2 separate regions of the Homo sapiens genome follow, and region 1 is linked to region 2. A link is an interaction called in ENCODE POLR2A ChIA-PET data of the cell type or tissue named here. Cell type or tissue: MCF 10A. All regions are shown on one strand. Each heading gives the region's core, and the rest is flanking DNA. Links, peaks and the distances in the headings are about the cores only.

Region 1 (8,546 bases), core at 2,655-7,654, 160 kb before region 2:
TAAGATATTTACCTTTTTTCACTTTATAATTATATATAAAATTATACAGACAGAAATAAGCTAAATATATATATGTCCAGAAGTGGAGTTGCTAGTCAAAGTGTATTTGTTCTTTCTCAGTATTTTAAAGTTTTCCCATTCAGATCTATGAAAATGTGTTATTTTTTTTTCAAAATTTGCCTCTTCCTATTTCTTCTTGTAGATAATCATTTGTCCCAGGAATCTTTATATCTGGTAGAACAAATCCAAAATCTTGTTCTTTGAAATTACCTTAGCTATTCATGGCCTCTTCTTCTACACACAGTAGTTCCACTTTATCCATAGTTTTGCTTACCCCAGTTATCAGAGGTCAACTGCAGTCTGAAAATATTAAATGGAAAATTCCAGAAACAATTAATGAGTTTTAATTTGTGAGCAGTTCTGAGTAGCATAATAAAATCTCACACCATCCTGGCTCTACCTGCTGTAGATGCTACCTGCCCATTAGTCACTTGTAGCTGCCTCGGTTATCAGATTGTAAAAACAGTATTATGCAGGGTTCGGTACTATCTGCAGTTTCAGGCACTAAGTGGTGAGTCTTGGATCACATACCCACAGATAAGGGGAGACTACTGTAAAAGTTACTAGCAATTCACACAAATCTATCAATGCTAATAATAGTTTATCTTGTGTGCTTTACATAGACAATCACTTAAGTCTGCCATTAATAATTTTTTCTGTTTGGGTACAGTTGCTCACACCTGTAATCTTCCCACTGTGGCCTCCCACTTTGGGAGGATCGCTTGAAGCCAGGAGTTTGAGACCAGCCTGGGCAATATAGCAAGACTCTGTCTCTAAGAATAAAATTAAAAATTAGCCGGGCATAGTGACATGTGCCTGTAAGTCCCGGCTGTTTGGGAGGCTGAGGCGGTAGAATGACTTGAGCCCAAGATTTCAAGGCTGCAGTGAGCTATGATCACACCACTGCACTCCAGCCTGGGTGACAGAGCAAAACCCTGTCTCAAACAAACAAACAAACAAACAAATAAATAAATAAATAAATAAATAAATAAATAAATAAAATTATGCCTTTTCAAACCCTTCTCTACCTTCCTCCATCCCTCAAAAATGCTGACAACCTGAACAGTAACTAATAATGGACATCCTTGTCTATTCCTCATCTTAAAATAAATGTCTAACATTCTACCCCAAGTATGTTTGCTGGATAACATTTTAGAAATAATTACAATAGTTAAGATAACTAAAACATCGCTTTTTTTACTATTATTATTTTTGAGACAGTCTTGCTCTGTCACCCAGGCTGGAGTGCAGTGGCATGATCTCAGCTCACTGCAACCTCTGCCTCCCAGGTTCAAGTAATTCTCTTGCTTGAGTCTCCCGAGTAGCTGGGATTATAGGCATGCGCCACCATGCCCAGCTAAGTTTTTTGTATTTTTGGTGGTAACGAGGTTTCACTATGTTGCCCAGGCTGGTCTTGAACTCCTGAGCTCAAACGATCCACCCGCCTCAGTCTCCCAAGTGTTGGGTTTAGAGACGTGAGCCACGGCACCCAGCAGGATCTATATTCTAAATAAAACATTAGTTTTCCAGCTTATTCTGCCAATCTGTCATAACCTGTTAATCAAAATTAACACAGATACAAAACATAGATACAAAGTCCTAAATACATGGCTAGGAATTAGAATATAACAGCATTTTAAATTAATGGTTATTACATTCTATTCTGTCATCAAAAGGTCAAAAGAGCAATTGCATATAATGTCATTTGAAAAAAACCTTTAACAGCTGATCCTAATAAGCAGGCTTCATGAAAAAAGATTCTTCTTAAACATAATATTCTATTTTTAACCTATAAATTACACGACTGAAACACTAAAAATCAGACATCAGTAAAATCAGAAACAAGAATGCCATTATACTTATTCACTGAAAACTATTAAAAATGATAATAAAAGTTATGTGGCCAGTTTAACAACAACAATTAAGAATCAGCTTTACAATATAAGTGGTGACTAGTTAAAAATATTATAATACGAGGAGTCCATATCTAAAAGCAACAAAAATATTTTTGGAAACTTAAAAAAAGAACATGAAGAAAATTTTGGAACCCTTACCAGCCTGGCCAACATGATAAAGCCCCGTCTCTACTAAAAATACAAAAATTAGTCATGTGTGGTGGCAGGGGCCTGTATCCCAGCCACTTGGGAGGCTGAGAAAGGAGAATCTTGAACCTGGGAGGCAGAGGCTGCAATGAGCTGAGATTACACCACCACATTCCAGCCTGGGCGGCAGAGTAAAACTCTTGTCTCAAAAAAAAAAAAAAAACAGTTCGAACTCTTAATGGAGAACATGTAAAAAAACAATTCTACTAAGCTCTCAATGGAAAGATCCCCTAAGTAAAAAACATTTAATATGTTTCCAACCAAAATCCTAACAGAATACTTGAGAAAATAATCTAAATGATTCTGAAAGTCACATGGAAAAATAAACAGGAATAGAAAACTCTGAAAAGGGGACAATTAAATTAAAGTTCTGCCTGACAAATTTTATGTGGTACACATTTTCTAGGAATTGAAAATAAAATTATTTTTAAAACACACACACATAATGTCAGATGCCTAGTTTATAATGATACAAGTGTAGGACTTGTAAACAGAAGATAAAGATTAAAAAAAAAGTGTAAAGTTGGATCCATATCTCAAAACAAACATCTATAAAATATAGAATGGTTTAGAATTAAATGTATACTAAAATATGTGTAAATGTTTAAATAACTTTGGAGTAGGAAAGCTTTTCTAAATGCTTTTCTAAAGAGAAACAAGGAAAAGATTAACAGACTTAACTACATATTAAAATTTTCCCATAACAAATATATATAACAAATATATACAATATACATACATAATATACATATTTACAATATATACATACATATATACAATATAGATATGTACATATACATACTATATATGTATACATGTATGCATTATACTATATATATACATAATATTAGGATCAGCTGTTAAAGTTTTCAAACATCTGAATAGTTAATAAAAGACCTGGCTAACATATGAAGTGTTGGACTTCACTAGTAATCCAAGAAACATGAATTAAAACAAGATGATTTATCACCTGTCTAACTAACAAAGATCTCTAACTTTTAAGTACCCAACATGGCTAAATGAAAAGGTTAAGGAACAGGAATGGGAAACTGGTAAACTTTTCCCTAGAGCGATTTGGATCTAGCAAACATTTTAAAAGTGCATTCTTTATACCAGCAACTCCAAGGAAATTGATTTATGTTTGTGTGTATGTATGTATTTTTGTGGATTTTCATCACATTATTTGTAACAGAAAAGTCCAAAATATTGTGTCCAGCAATGAGAAATTGTGAAAGTATGGTTCCTCTATAAAGCAATAATTTACAACCATTAAAAAGAGGGTGGGCTGGGCGCAGTGGCTCATGTCTTTAATCCCAGCATTTTGGGAAGCCAAGGTAGGAGGATTGCTTGAGGTCAGGAGTTCAAGACCAGCCCGGACAACACAGGGAGACTCCATCTCTACAAAAAATTTAAAAAATTAGCCAGGCATGGTGGTGCATACTTGTAGTCCCAGCTACTTGGAAGGCTGAGGCAGGAGGATCACTCGAGCCTAGGAGTTCAAGGCTGCAGTGAGCCATGATGTCGACACTGCATTCCAGACTGGGGGAAAGAGGATAGAATTTAACTGACTGATACCAAGAGATGTTCACAACATATTATTAAATGAAAAAATTCAAATTACAAAGCTATGGGCAGTATGATCCCATTGTTTTAAGAAAAAAAAAAACAAGATATGCATTCAAATACATCCATCAAAGGCAAAATATTATGTGGTTATCTGGGGGTGTTCTTCTCTGTGTTCCTATTTCCAAATATGTACTAATTATAAAAAGAAAAAAAAAGATTCCACATCTTAACCTTTGTCAAAAAAACGGCACAGTGGATTACAAGTGGTCATCTTTATCAGATAAGATTACTTCAAAAAGTCTGTTCTGGATAGAAGCAAAAAGCAAACAAGGCTGAAAAATGGCCTGGGAGTGTTACGGCAATTTATTTACAGACTATTGAATACGGCCTTAAAAAAATGGTAAAAAACAAATGGCTTATATTAATACATTAGATGTTAACAGTTACAAGACTTAACTTTTAAACGTTCTTGCAAGAGAGTACAACACTTTTAAACAAATTAACTGGGAAAAAACTTAGAAGAGTGATTCTGTATTCACTATAGAGCCTCATTTGAATACAATTAGAAAATTCATTTTTAATTGCACATTTGACAGGCTGAAATGAGTTAAGACCTGCAGACTCTGTTAGTCCATAAAATTAAAAGGATAAGTTCTTCCCTTTACAATAAAAATTTTCTATTTTCCCTGTCTTCAAATGGATCCCATGACAGCTTATTATTAATAGCTTTTATTTTTAAGTAGAAACATTTAAGAAATTATCTGGAGAAGCCTTTGGTAAATGGCAAACTATTGCTCCCCTTAAAAAACCACTTGAAATTACAAAACCCTGAAAGTATTTTTTTGTTGTTTTTTTTTTTAAAGTTCCAAATCAATAGGTTTTATTGCATAAAACCTTGAAAGAACTTAAAAGCAAATTATGTTTGCAAGCCTACTGATAACCAATCTTCTTTCAACAAATGAAAAATACATACAGGACTTGCCTTTTCAAAGATTATCCATATATGAAACAAACAGCCCCTTCAGGCTCCTAAATTTTGAAGATGTTTTTATTTTTCTATTTTTTCTAAATAAAAATTGTTTTTTAAGCAGACTTTTTAAAGCCACTTGTGTTAAACCATTAGTCCAATAGTCTAATTATTTTACCGTATCACTGGTCAAGTTATCTTGAAGCAATTTCCCTATTAAAAAGTTAAGTATTTACTGCAGAATTTAGGTATGGCTTAGAGGAACAAGCACAGGCAATCCAGCTGCCAAAGTTTCTGGCAATCCCTCTTTCTAAGCCTTATTTTTCTTAGTTGTAAAGTAAGAAGACCGACTGGATAATTTTAGGTTACTGGGACATCTCGTTCAGACTTTTAAAACATCAAAAGGCAGACTGGGCCAAAAAAAAAAAAAAAATTGAAAGGATATTATATCCCAGGGAATTAGCTATCTATATTCAAAACATATATTTCAGCTTTGTTTTTTTTACCTATGTCCTACAAGAAGGATTCACCTTTTTGGAAAAGAAAGCAAGTCCCCTTCCCCTAAAAAAAGAAAAAATAAAAATAAAAAAGGAAAACAAAAAGCCCTAGGATGAAAAATCATCCCAAATTGGATTAAGCTCAAAGAGCAAAACCTTAACTCAGAAGTACCAGATTTTAAGCATTTATGTATTCACTTTTCATTTTTCTCAAGAAGTCTTGATATTTCTTACAAATAGGCCATTGCAAACTGACCAGATTCAACTTAAAATTTTATCACTTTTAAGTGATATCAAACAGCTATTCCAGTTGTTTGATTTCTCTCCATAACCATCTCTATCCAAATTTCAATTTAAAATTTCAAAAAGATACTCAAATTTTCATGCCCTACATTCACTTAAGTGCAATTTAGATACAGCTGAGGGTAGCAAATACCACTAACTTCTCCAGACATTTAAAAAAATCTTGCTCACTGTCAGCACACTGAAAGTATGATTTAACACTGTTGACGGTTATTGATGTACCCCAAGGACTAGATTACTACCTGGCATGTTGTAGGCACTGACTATGTATTTGCTGACAGAATAAAGCTCTGAATCACAGCTAGAATTATTACCTTATTTCACATTCCACAAATGACAACTCCTTAAAATTGGCATTTTAAGGTTTCACAAATGACTTGCAACTCTCCAACAAATAATGAAGACGTAGGAAACATACTGAGTTGCATGCAGAAAAACCTGCTGTGTCAGTAAATACAAAAGGGAATTTCACGTGGGAGAAGATAAATACTTTCTTCTTTTGGCAGGTCAAATCTTTTATATTTTTGTCTTCTTAACTTGCAGTCTGACTTACCTGCTTTTTTCCAAAAAATTTAAGCAATATTTTGTGTTCTTTAGATTTCACTCAAATTTTCAGCGATGACTGCTGTTATAACCTACAGAACTAGTGATTTCCCAACTTTGTTCTATTAATCCAAATTCACTGAATTAAAATATTAAATGCTATGAAGGGAAGCATTAAAATTTTTTACTATCATATTTCATCAATTATAAGACATATTTTCATATAATATGTCTGAATCTGGGATGCAGCTTACAATTGATGACGTCTTAGCATTGTATTGTGGCTTAATTGGCAACATTTTTTCTTCTAAGTGACATATAAAAGACTAGTATGTCTCACAGTAGTGCTGTGTAAGGATAATATTAGAAGTTCTAGTTCAAATTTTCAATGTCAAAGCAACAATTTCCCTGTCCTCCCAGCCACTCTCCCAACATAAATATATAACTGAAATGTTTGATTAGAAAAACTATCCAAACACAGTTCAATTTTATATAAAATATTTAATTTTTAAAACACAGGCTATTCATGTCACATAAATATCTTCAACTGTAGGTTAGCTGCTTATGGTCAGCAGAATTATCAAGTGTGACTATTAAGAATAACTTAGATACTGTCACTTATAGGAAAGTCTAAAGCTCTAAGACTCACCATATTAAAATTTCAGATACTTGAATACTGTTGCTATTTTGCTAATTTCAAAATATTTCTTCATTTCCTGCAATGTAGTTTATAAGTTGTTAGTAATCAATATTCAAATAAAAGCAACATATTTTTTTCTTCCATTCATTTCTTTCTCCCAACAAAAAGAGTCCATCAAAAAATAAAATGGTCAACTGATATCAACTTATTTTATAGTAGTAAAATGGTAAATTATCCTCTTTAAAATAATTTTACTCTTATCAAACTACAGGACTTCCCACATACTGTTTTGAAATGAAGGTTCATAAGTTAGAGGGCACAGGGTTAACTGGCTTTAGAACTGGAGCAATATACATTCTGTAACAGTTGTTCCAATTTAAGATTCCAATAAAAAAAAATAAGTTACCAGAACAGTTGATGAACAAAATGATTAATTGGCACAACTCTAACTTCCAGTCAATTTTTCCATTTAGTGATAATGGAAACACTGGTTATTTACCTTTGGTTCCTTTCTAGAATTAGTATAATTGTGTGTGTATGTGTGAGAGTGTGCACACAGTGAGACTTGACACCATTACAGTTTAAATAAGGACTACTCCATTCTTTGATGCTCTTCATTAAAAAAAAATGTTAAAATGAACTAAAGTTGTTGCTCTAAGTCTGGCAGAAGTCATAATCAACTTTACAGAATGTGACAGGAAGGAAGATAAAAGTTCTCTCTCATTGCCTTTTCTTTTTGCTTCAATAAATTCAATCTAAGCAATGTTTCTAGTTAACAAGTGAATAGAATTGACTTTCTTAAAAGGGCAATTGCATAACTTAAAATACGGTATTTGCCACCCCTCCCCCATGAACTTTAACACATTTAGGCAAGTTCTGTTATTAACTCTTGCTTCTATACCATGACCCTCCAATTATCCATGGCAAATGGAAACAGGGATAATATGGCAGCCTGAAAGAAAATGGTACTCTAAAATTCTCCTGGAGCTATTACTTTCAACCATTTAAATGACAAAACTTTGTAGAACTTCTCAAACAATATGTACTGATTGCAGTTCTACTCCCTTTCTTTGCTCTCACTCCCCTATCAAGAGAAGGTGGTAGTGAAAGGCAACACAGCCCAAAGACAGGCAGAAAAGGAGAAAGTGTGACAAGCAGAGGGAATGGACCTAACAGGAACTGAACAGGCAGCCCCTGAAACTTCAGAGTTTCTTGCCTTTTTAATGCATTGATTCCCTTTAAAAGACAAATGGGGGTAAAAGTTAACTATTTTTTTCAGACCTTAAGCTTACCTGTTAAGGCACTTACTTTCCCTCCCCACCCCACCCATAGTTTTCATATAAAACCCACTATTTCATTTAAATGCATTTTGCTAGGCTTTGATAATCTGCAAAACAAAACAAAAATAACGTTGACCATTTTTTTTTTTATAAAACTGTTGCATCAAGAGAAAGGTTGTGTTTTATTTTCTGAAATGAGCACAAAGTACACCTTTCACAATAACACTGAAAGCAGGTGCAAAGACTGACAGTGACCTTTGACTAAAGGTAGCTTTGTAAAAAGAAAAATACCAAATAAATCAGTGCCCTTTCTGATTGTTGTAAAACTGGAGGTGGGGAGGGGCTGTTTGTTACATAAAAGTTGGTCCAAACTTACAAAAAAAGCACAAATGTGCATAGTTCAGAAGATCTGCAAGAGGGCCATAAAAGGCTTATGCCCCTAAAATTAGCATCCACTTAAAACTGCAAGAATACAAAATAAAATTGTTAACTAGAATTTGTGAAGATGTACAATCGATCTAGTTTTTAGAACAGCATGAATTTAAGCAAAGGTTTTTTTTGTCTTTTTTAAACTATTGTATGCAAGAC
Region 2 (8,546 bases), core at 2,196-7,195:
CCCAGGAGGCAGAGGTTGCAGTGGACTGAGATTGTGCCACTGCACGCCAGCCTGGGTGACAGAGTCAGACCCTATCTCAAAATAAAATAAAATAAAATAAAATCTTAAAAATTAGCTTAATCCCCCCACACTCACTTTTTATGATGTAAACTGAGATTTACACAAATCAAATGTCTTATCCAAGATCCTACTGCTACTTGTAAAAGAAGCCTGGTTTATTTTGCCTTCCATCTAGATCCATGATTTTCAAATTCAGTAGTGGTACTCAAAGATGTTCTAAGGAATAAATAGGTTGGGAAAGTTTTAAGGAAGTGAGTTTTTAGATCCTCAACTTCTATACTTCTAAAATTGATCTAGGCCGGGCACAGTGGCTCACAGCTATAATCCCAACACTTTGAGAGGCAGAGGCGAGAGAATTGCTTGAGGCCAGGAGTTTCAGACCAGCAAGACCTTATCTCTACAAAAAATAAAACAAGTAACATGGCGCGGTGGCACATGCCTGTAGTCCCAGCTACCCAGGAGGCTGATGTGGGAGGATTACTTGAGCTCAGCAGTTCAAGGCTGCAGTAAGCCATGATTGCACCACTGCACTCCAACAGGGTCACAGAGGAAGACCACATATCTAAAATAAAATTAAAATTTTAAATAAATACATAAAATTGATCTGCCGGTGGTCAAGGTGTTTTTGTTTTGTTTTGTTTTGAGACAGAGTCTCTGTCACCCAGCTGGAGTGCAATGGCACAATCTCGGCTCATTGCAACCTCCGCCTCCCGGGTTCAAGCGATTCTCGTGCCTCAGCCTTCTGAGTAGCTAGGATTACAGGCACCCGCCACCACACCTGGCTAATCTTTGTATTTTTAGTAGAGACAGGCTTTCACCATGTTGGTCAGGCTATTCTTGAACTCCTGACCTCAAGTGATCCACCCTCCTCAGCTTCCCAAAGTGCTGGGATTACAGGCATGAGCCACCGTGCCCGGCCTCAAGGTGTCTTGCTGGGTCTCTTTCCCTCACTTTACCAAAAAAAGACATATTTTCTTTCTTTCTTTTTTTTTTTTGTTCTTTTGAGAGAGGGGTCTTGCTTTGTCACCCAGGCTGCAGTGCAGTGGCATGATCATGGATCACTGTAGCCTCAATCTCCCAAGGCTCAGGTGATCTCCTGCCTCAGCCCCAAGAAGCTGAAACTACAGGTGTGTGCCATGCTACCTGGCTAATTTTTGCATTTTTAGTAGAGACAGGGGTTTTGTTGCCCAGGCTGGTTTCAAACTCCTCCTGGACTCGAACTCCTGGGCTCAAGAATCCACCCACCTAAGCCTCCCAAAATGCTGGGATTACAGGCATGAGCCACTTGCAGCTGATGCCACTTTCACTCATTCTCTAATCATAATGGTGCATTGCCCAAAGGTGTAAGAACAAAGACAAACAAAGCAAGCCACAATTCAAAGCATTGATATGAGGAAGCCTTTTTTAATCAAGGCAATCTGTCTCATTGTAGCAGTAAGTACTAATCTTCTATGGACATATGAGCTAATGGTGCATGGCACGTTAACTAATGTTTAAAAATTATTTATCAAATTATAAAATATATTTGCTGGTTTTTTTTTTTTTTTTGAGACGGAGTTTCACTCTTATTGCCCAGGCTGGAGGGCAATGGCACGACCTCAGCTCACCACAACATCCGCCTCCTGGGTTCAAGTGATTCTCCTGCCTCGGCCTCCCGAGTAGCTGGGATTACAGGCATGTGCCACCATGCTCGGCTAATTTTGTATTTTTAGTAGAGACGGGGTTTCTCCATGTTGATTAGGCTGGTCTCGAACTCCCAACCTCAGGCAATCCGCCCACCTATTTGCTGTTTTAATCAATATTAGTGATAATTAAAATTAAGGCTTAATCTAGAATAAAAAATTTTTTCTTGCTGGGTGCGGTGGCTCACACCTGTAATGCCAGCACTTTGGGAGGCCGAAGCAGGCAGATCACGAGGTCAGGAGATCGAGACCATTCTGGCTAACACAGTGAAACCCCGTCTCTACTAAAAATACAAAAAAAAATCAGCCAGGCGTGGTGGCGGGCACCTGCAGTCCCAGCTACTCAGGAGGCTGAGGCAGGAGAATGGCGTGAACCCGGGAGGCGGAGTTTGCAGTGAGGCGAGACTCTGTCTCAAAAAAAAAAAAAAAAAAAATTTCTCCAGCCATAGAAAATAGGGAAAAGAAAAAAAATTTTTTTAATGCATAAGTTTCAATTTAATACACATTTTTATAGCAGGATGTATGATAGGGTAATCAGTAAAAGAGTTGGAAGCCAAAAAGTAATTAACATATTATATTATGGTAAAATTATGTAAGGGAAGTAGAATGGAAATAAGAAGTCAAAGAAAAAGAGGAACAATGTAAAATTCTACTTACTAAAGATGATGCATTATTTCTAAAAGAATGATAGTGGATATCAAATTGCTAGAGCTTGAATCTTTTCCATACATAAACGCAAGTGATTTAGTTTTACTTATACAATGACAGAAAATTGTATCATTTGTAACTATTTAAATTTATAATAAAAAAATCTTAAATGTCAACTTAAAATGTACAAAAATACAGGCTTCCAAGATTATTTTAGGAAATACAAGAAAAAAATCTGAAGGCCACTCTCGTAGGTAGTCCTCTGTGAAACATTGGTAAATCATAGTAAATCCATTTCCATTATAGAAAAAATTCTCAATAAACGTGTCTACTAATTTTTTTTTTTTGAGACAGAGTCTCTCTCTTGTTGCTCAGGCTGGCATGTGCCCAGGTGGCACGATTTTGGCTCACTGCAACCTCCGCTTCCCGGGTTCAGGCGATTCTCCTGCCTCAGCCTCCTGAGTAGCTGGGATTACAGGCCTGCACCATCACGTCTGGCTGATTTTTGTATTTTTAGTAGAGACGGGGTTTCACCATATTGGCCAGGCTGATCTTGAACTCCTGACCTCAAGTGATCTGCCTGCCTCAGCCTCCCAAAGTGATGGGATTACAGATGTGAGCCACTGTGCCTGGCTTGCTATTTATTTATTTATTTATTTATTTATTTATTTATTTAGAGACAAGAGTCTGTTCTGTTGCCCAGGCTGGAGTGCAGTGGCGCAATCTCGGCTCACTGCAACCTCTGCTTCCCGGGTTTAAGCGATTCTCCTGCCTCAGCCTCCCAAGTAGCTGGGATTACAGGCATGCGCCTTCATGCCCAGCTAATTTTTGTATTTTCAGTAGAGACATGGTTTCCCTGTGTTGGCCAGGTTAGTCTCGAACTCCTGACCTCAGGTGATCTGCCAGCCTCAACCTCCCAAAGTGCTGGGATTACAGGTGTGAACCACTGTACCTGACCTGTCTGCTAATTTTTAACCCAGTATTATCATTTTCACACATAAAGGAAAGCACATTATCATTGTTCTTAAAAAATAAAATCAATGATTTTGGCTGGGCGTGGTGGCTCACACCTGTAATCCCAGCACTTTGGGAGGCTGCAACGGGAGGATTCATTGAACCCAGGAGTTTGAGAGCAACCTGGACAACATAGAGAGATCCTGTCTCTGTAAAAAACAAGATAAAATTTTTAGAAAAATCAATAGGACAGACACAGTGGCTCATGCCTATAATCCCAGCACTTTGGGAGGCCGAAGCAAGTGGATCTCTTGAGGTCAGGAGTTCGAGACCAGCCTGGCCAACATGGTGAAACCCCATCTCTACTAAAAATACAAAAAAAATTAGCTGGGCATAGTGGTGTGCACCTGTGATCCCAGCTCCTCGGGAGGCTGAGGCAGCAGAATCACTTGAACGCAGGAGGCAGAGGTTGCAGTGAGCCAAGATGGTGCCACTGCACTCCAGCCTGGGCAATAGAGTGAGACTCCATCTAAGAAAAAAAAAAAAAATTAATGACTTTGAAGTCATGACAGATCAGAGATTTTTGCTCCCACTCCTGAATTTCAAATCTTTTCTTACACAATTTCCCCAGGCCCCCAGGTACCAGATAGCTGCCTACTAAGGCTCCTGCTTGAAGGCCTTCATTGCTTCTAACTGCTTATAGGAAAAAGTGCTAACAAACTTATGTGACTCACAATACTTGGCATAATCTGAGTCCCACTTATCGCTCCAGATTCAAGTCTCTACCTGCCTATATTTACTCTGTACTTCAGAAATACAGAACTTCTTTCTCATTTTTGAAAGGTACTGCATTTCTCAACTCTGGGCCATCACATGGCATTTTCCCTCTATTTGGAATTCTCACTCCCACCTCCTACCTCACAGCTAGGTGTCATTTTTATATATTTTCAAATCTTAATTTAGATATTACTTGAAGCTTTATCTGACACACACACCCCCCGTCACTATCATCATTAAGGCTGGAATAAATGCTCCTTCTTTGTGTTTCTGGTGAATAGCATCCTTCTCCATCATGCCTGTATTTCAATCATGTCCTTCCTTGTCTGTATCTTCCAATAGACTGTGGGTTCCAAGACAGTAGAAATAGTGTCTATTACTCACCATCATATTCTTAGTCACCATCATATTCTACTTAATCACCATCATATTCTTAAGTTCTACCATAATATACAGTAGGTGTTTAATGAATATTAGGAGAATTAATGAATGGATTGATTTTAATTATCAAAGTATTTCCATGAAATACTTTTATGGAAAGTAAATGGCTACTCTAAACAATCTTAAGGATGAAAATGAATTTATTGGAAGGGTATTATCAAGGGCTAACAAACTGACAGGAATCTATAATACTAGGCTTGAAAAATGGATAGAGACCCAGGTGGTTCCAGACAGCCAAGAAGCTACAAGACTTTAGCAATAGCCTGGGAAGGACACAGCCACCTTCATTGTAGGACACTTTTAGGATTAATCCTCAGTGCCCTTGGAGATAATCTCCCTACTGCTGTGAATTAAATGTCATCTCTCCTTTGTCTTTGTGTTACTTGGTCAAGAATCAACGTTCTGGAAAAACGATCATTGGCTAAGCCTAGATCACATGCCCGTGCACAGGCTGCTGGAGGTGGGGAGCCTCAGGATATGTCCTCTAATGCCTCCAGAGTGGGAACAAGGGGATTATCAAGACAGTGGGGAATTCTCTTACATAGGAAGGAAGGGTTGGACTTAGTGCAGCTAAGAAGGTACAGCTGTTAGTTACAGCTGTCTAGAACTAAAGCAAAATATGTGTCCCCACACAGAAGCAGTTTGTTTTGGTGCCATGTGTATATATGCAGGGCTTCTAGAATGGCTCAAAAAGTAGTAAAAAACACAGTGTAATGGTTTTGGAGATGCTTTTTCTTTTTTTTTTTTTTTTTTGAGATGGAGTCTTGCTCTGTTGCCCAGGCTGGAGTGCAGTGGCACAATCTCGGCTCACTGCAAGCTCTGCCTCCTGGGTTCACACCATTCTCCTGCCTCAGCCTCCCGAGTAGCTGGGACTGCAGATGCCCGCCACCACGCCCAGCTAATTTTTTGTATTTTTAGTAGAGACGGGGTTTCACCGTGTTAGCCAGGATGGTATCAATCTCCTGACCTTGTGATCCGCCCACCTCGGCCTCCCAAAGTGCTGGGATTACAGGCGTGAGCCACCGCGCCCGGCCCAGAGATGCTCTTAACGAAGCATAATTTTCATTCTGTCATCAAAAGGAACACTCAGTAATTCAGATATAGTGATAAATGTCTATATTTAACTTAATGAAGTGTTCAGTTAAAGATAGAGAAATTACAAAATAGACTTTAAAGTATTAACTGAAAAGAGGCTAAGATACTTTGGGTTGCATTATGGAAAAGTTATTTAGTGCTCCAATCTCAATTATAGCACACCATTTCATCTTTGTGTGGAAATGGCCAAGAGCCTAGAAACTCAAGGGACTTTGAGAATCACTCAACAAATGTTTAAATGTTTGTATTAATTTTGAGGAAACTTTCTTGTAATCAATATTTGATGAGAATCTAATAAGAATTCAGGCTTCTAAAAACAAGATTAAGGGTTTTTCTCAGGTATGGAAGAAATGAACCATATAAGAAAAAAAAATACCCAGTGTAAACCTGAAGAACCAGGAATGAAAAAGAAGTATTTATCCACATAAAACCTTGAATGTAAATGTTTATAGCAGCTTTATTCATAAGTGCCGACATTTGGAAGCAACCAAGATGTCCTTCAGAAAAGTGATAAACTGTGGCACATCCATGCAGTGAAATATTATTCAGTGATAAAAAGAATTGAGTTATCAAGCCACAAAAAGATATGGAGGGCAGGGCACTGTGGCTCACGCCTATAATCTCAGCACTTTGGGAGGATGAGGCGGGCGGATCACTTGAGGTCAGGAGGTCAAGATCAGCCTGGCTAACATGGTGAAACCCTGTCTCTACTAAAAACACAGGAGAAAAAAAGAAGATGGAGGAACCTCATGTGCATATTGCTAAGTAAAAGAAGCCAGTTTGAAAAGTCTACATACTGTGTGATTCCAATGATATGACATTCTGGAAAAGGCAAAACCATGGAGGCAGTAAAAAGATCAGAGATTGCAGAGGTTCAGGGAGGAAGGAAGGAAGGATGGATGGGTAGAGAAAGAGATATGTTTAAGGAAGCAAAACTGTTCTATATGATACTATGAAGATGAACACCTGTTACCATACCACTGCCAACACCCATAGAATGTAAGACACAAAGAATGACCCCTAATGTAAACTATGGGCTTTAGTTAGTAACTATGTATCAATATTGGCTCATCAATTGTACCAAATGCAGCACACTCATGCAAGATAGCTATAGGAGAAACTGGGAGTGGGGTAGGGAGGGGACATGGGAATGCAACACTTCCCACTTATTTTTCTTTAAAACTAAAACTGCTTTTAAAAGTCTGTTAATTTAAAATAGAGTATATACAAATGTAATTTTATCTTATTTATTTTATTTTATTTTATTTTTTTGAGACAGACTCTCACTCTGTCACCCAGGCTGGAGTGCAATGGCGCGATCTCGGCTCACTGCAACATCTGCCTCCCAGGTTCAAGCAATTCTCCTGCCTCAGCCTCCTGAGTAGCTGGGATTACAGGCACGCACCACCACACCTGGCTAATTTTTGTATTTTTGGTAGAGATGGGGTTTTGCCATGTTGGCCAGGCTGGTCTCGAACTCCTGACCTCAGGTGATCTGCCTGCCTTGGCCTCCCAAAGTACTGGGATTATAGGTGTGAGCCACTGCGCCCAGCCTACAAATGTAATTTTAAAATACTATAAACTTCTTGGTTATGTTTATAATATATAGTATCTGTGATTGGTATTTTCTTCACAAGCGGCAGATGAAAGACTTGCTGCGGAATAAAAATGAAGTAGATGAATATAGACACACAAGTAAGTATTTACTGACTGTATTTGCCAGCCTCTCAGATAGCCTCCAATGGTCCTTGTCCCCTTTTTGTTGTTCTTTTAAGCCCCTAAAGTCTGAAGCATTTGTTACACTGCAGTAGATAACTGATAACTAATATACTGCTTTTTAGTTAGGATTAAGTCAGTGAATGCATATCAATAAATAAAAACCTTGAGAACAAATTAACAACTTTGGATTTGCAGGAATTTAGAGAGGTTCTGGACTTGGATATTGAAAGTATTACAGAAAGAAAGAGGGAGAAGTGAGGCCGAAACAGAATGGTTTAAAGGTGGACAGGGAACAGACTGACTCTGACCTGAGCCCTGAAGCACAGAATAGTTTGCAGCCAGGGTGGATGGTGGTGAAGGTTGAAAAGGGCAGGTGTCTCAATCATTCAGGCTGCTATGACAAAATGCCATAGACTGGATGGCTTATAAACCACAGAAATGTATTTCTTACAATTCTGGAGCCTGGAAAGTCCAAGATCAAGACACCAGCAGATGCAGTGTCTGGTGAGGGCCTGCATTCATTCATAGACATTGTCTTCTCATTGTGTCTTCACATGGCAAAAGAGGCAAAAGAGGTCTCTGGGGTCTCTTTTATAAGAACATTAATCCCATTCATGAGGGGTCAACTCTCATGACCTAATCACCTCCCAAAAGCCAGACACAACCACACTGGGGATTAGGTTTCAACATATAAATTTCAGAAGGACACAAATACTTAGTCTATACGAGCAGGAGAATTCCTCTCAAAAGAACTGCATAGAGAGAACTAGGGATACCAGGGAAGAGTTGGAATAACAGAGAAAATCTCTCCGTTCTGATATGTGGGAAGCTTCCAGCATAAAAGCCAGTCCTTGACCTGTATTCTCAAGGGATACTTGTCATTGAGAATCTCATCTTTTGTGCACAAATCAGTCTTGATGTTGTCTTCTTTTTTAAAAAAGTCAACTTTATAGATGCATAGTTTATGCATAATATATTGGCAAATATATATAGCATATAATTACCACACAATCAAAGTAAAGAATATTTCATTTACAAAAATAAAAATAAAAAGTTGGCTCCAGCCTCTCTGCCATCAATGCCCACCACCACCACCCTGCCCAGGCAACTAACTGTAGATCTGTTTTCATATTCTAGAGTTTCTTATAAACTGAATCACAGAGTATGTGG

The links. Peaks named below come from ENCODE experiments on the same cell type or tissue, not always from the same donor. Only the 100,000 strongest peaks of a DNase experiment are listed, where the experiment ranks them.
Region 1: POLR2A ChIA-PET joins it to region 2 with 6 read pairs; 5 of 35 experiments call an interaction of 5 or more read pairs at or near these places.

The regions. Positions count from the first base shown.
Region 1 is chr7:40,095,108-40,103,653 of GRCh38, reverse strand. It overlaps CDK13 (cyclin dependent kinase 13), which reads right to left. Exons shown (of 14, transcript NM_003718.5): 14 at 4,074-8,546. Among named protein-coding and RNA genes, the nearest start is that of MPLKIP, 35 kb to the left of the region's middle. In MCF 10A, for the core only: no CTCF peak of the experiment used is centred there; no DNase peak of the experiment used is centred there.
Region 2 is chr7:39,933,506-39,942,051 of GRCh38, reverse strand. No RefSeq gene overlaps it. Among named protein-coding and RNA genes, the nearest start is that of CDK13-DT, 12 kb to the left of the region's middle. In MCF 10A, for the core only: no CTCF peak of the experiment used is centred there; a DNase peak (open chromatin) is centred at 4,091.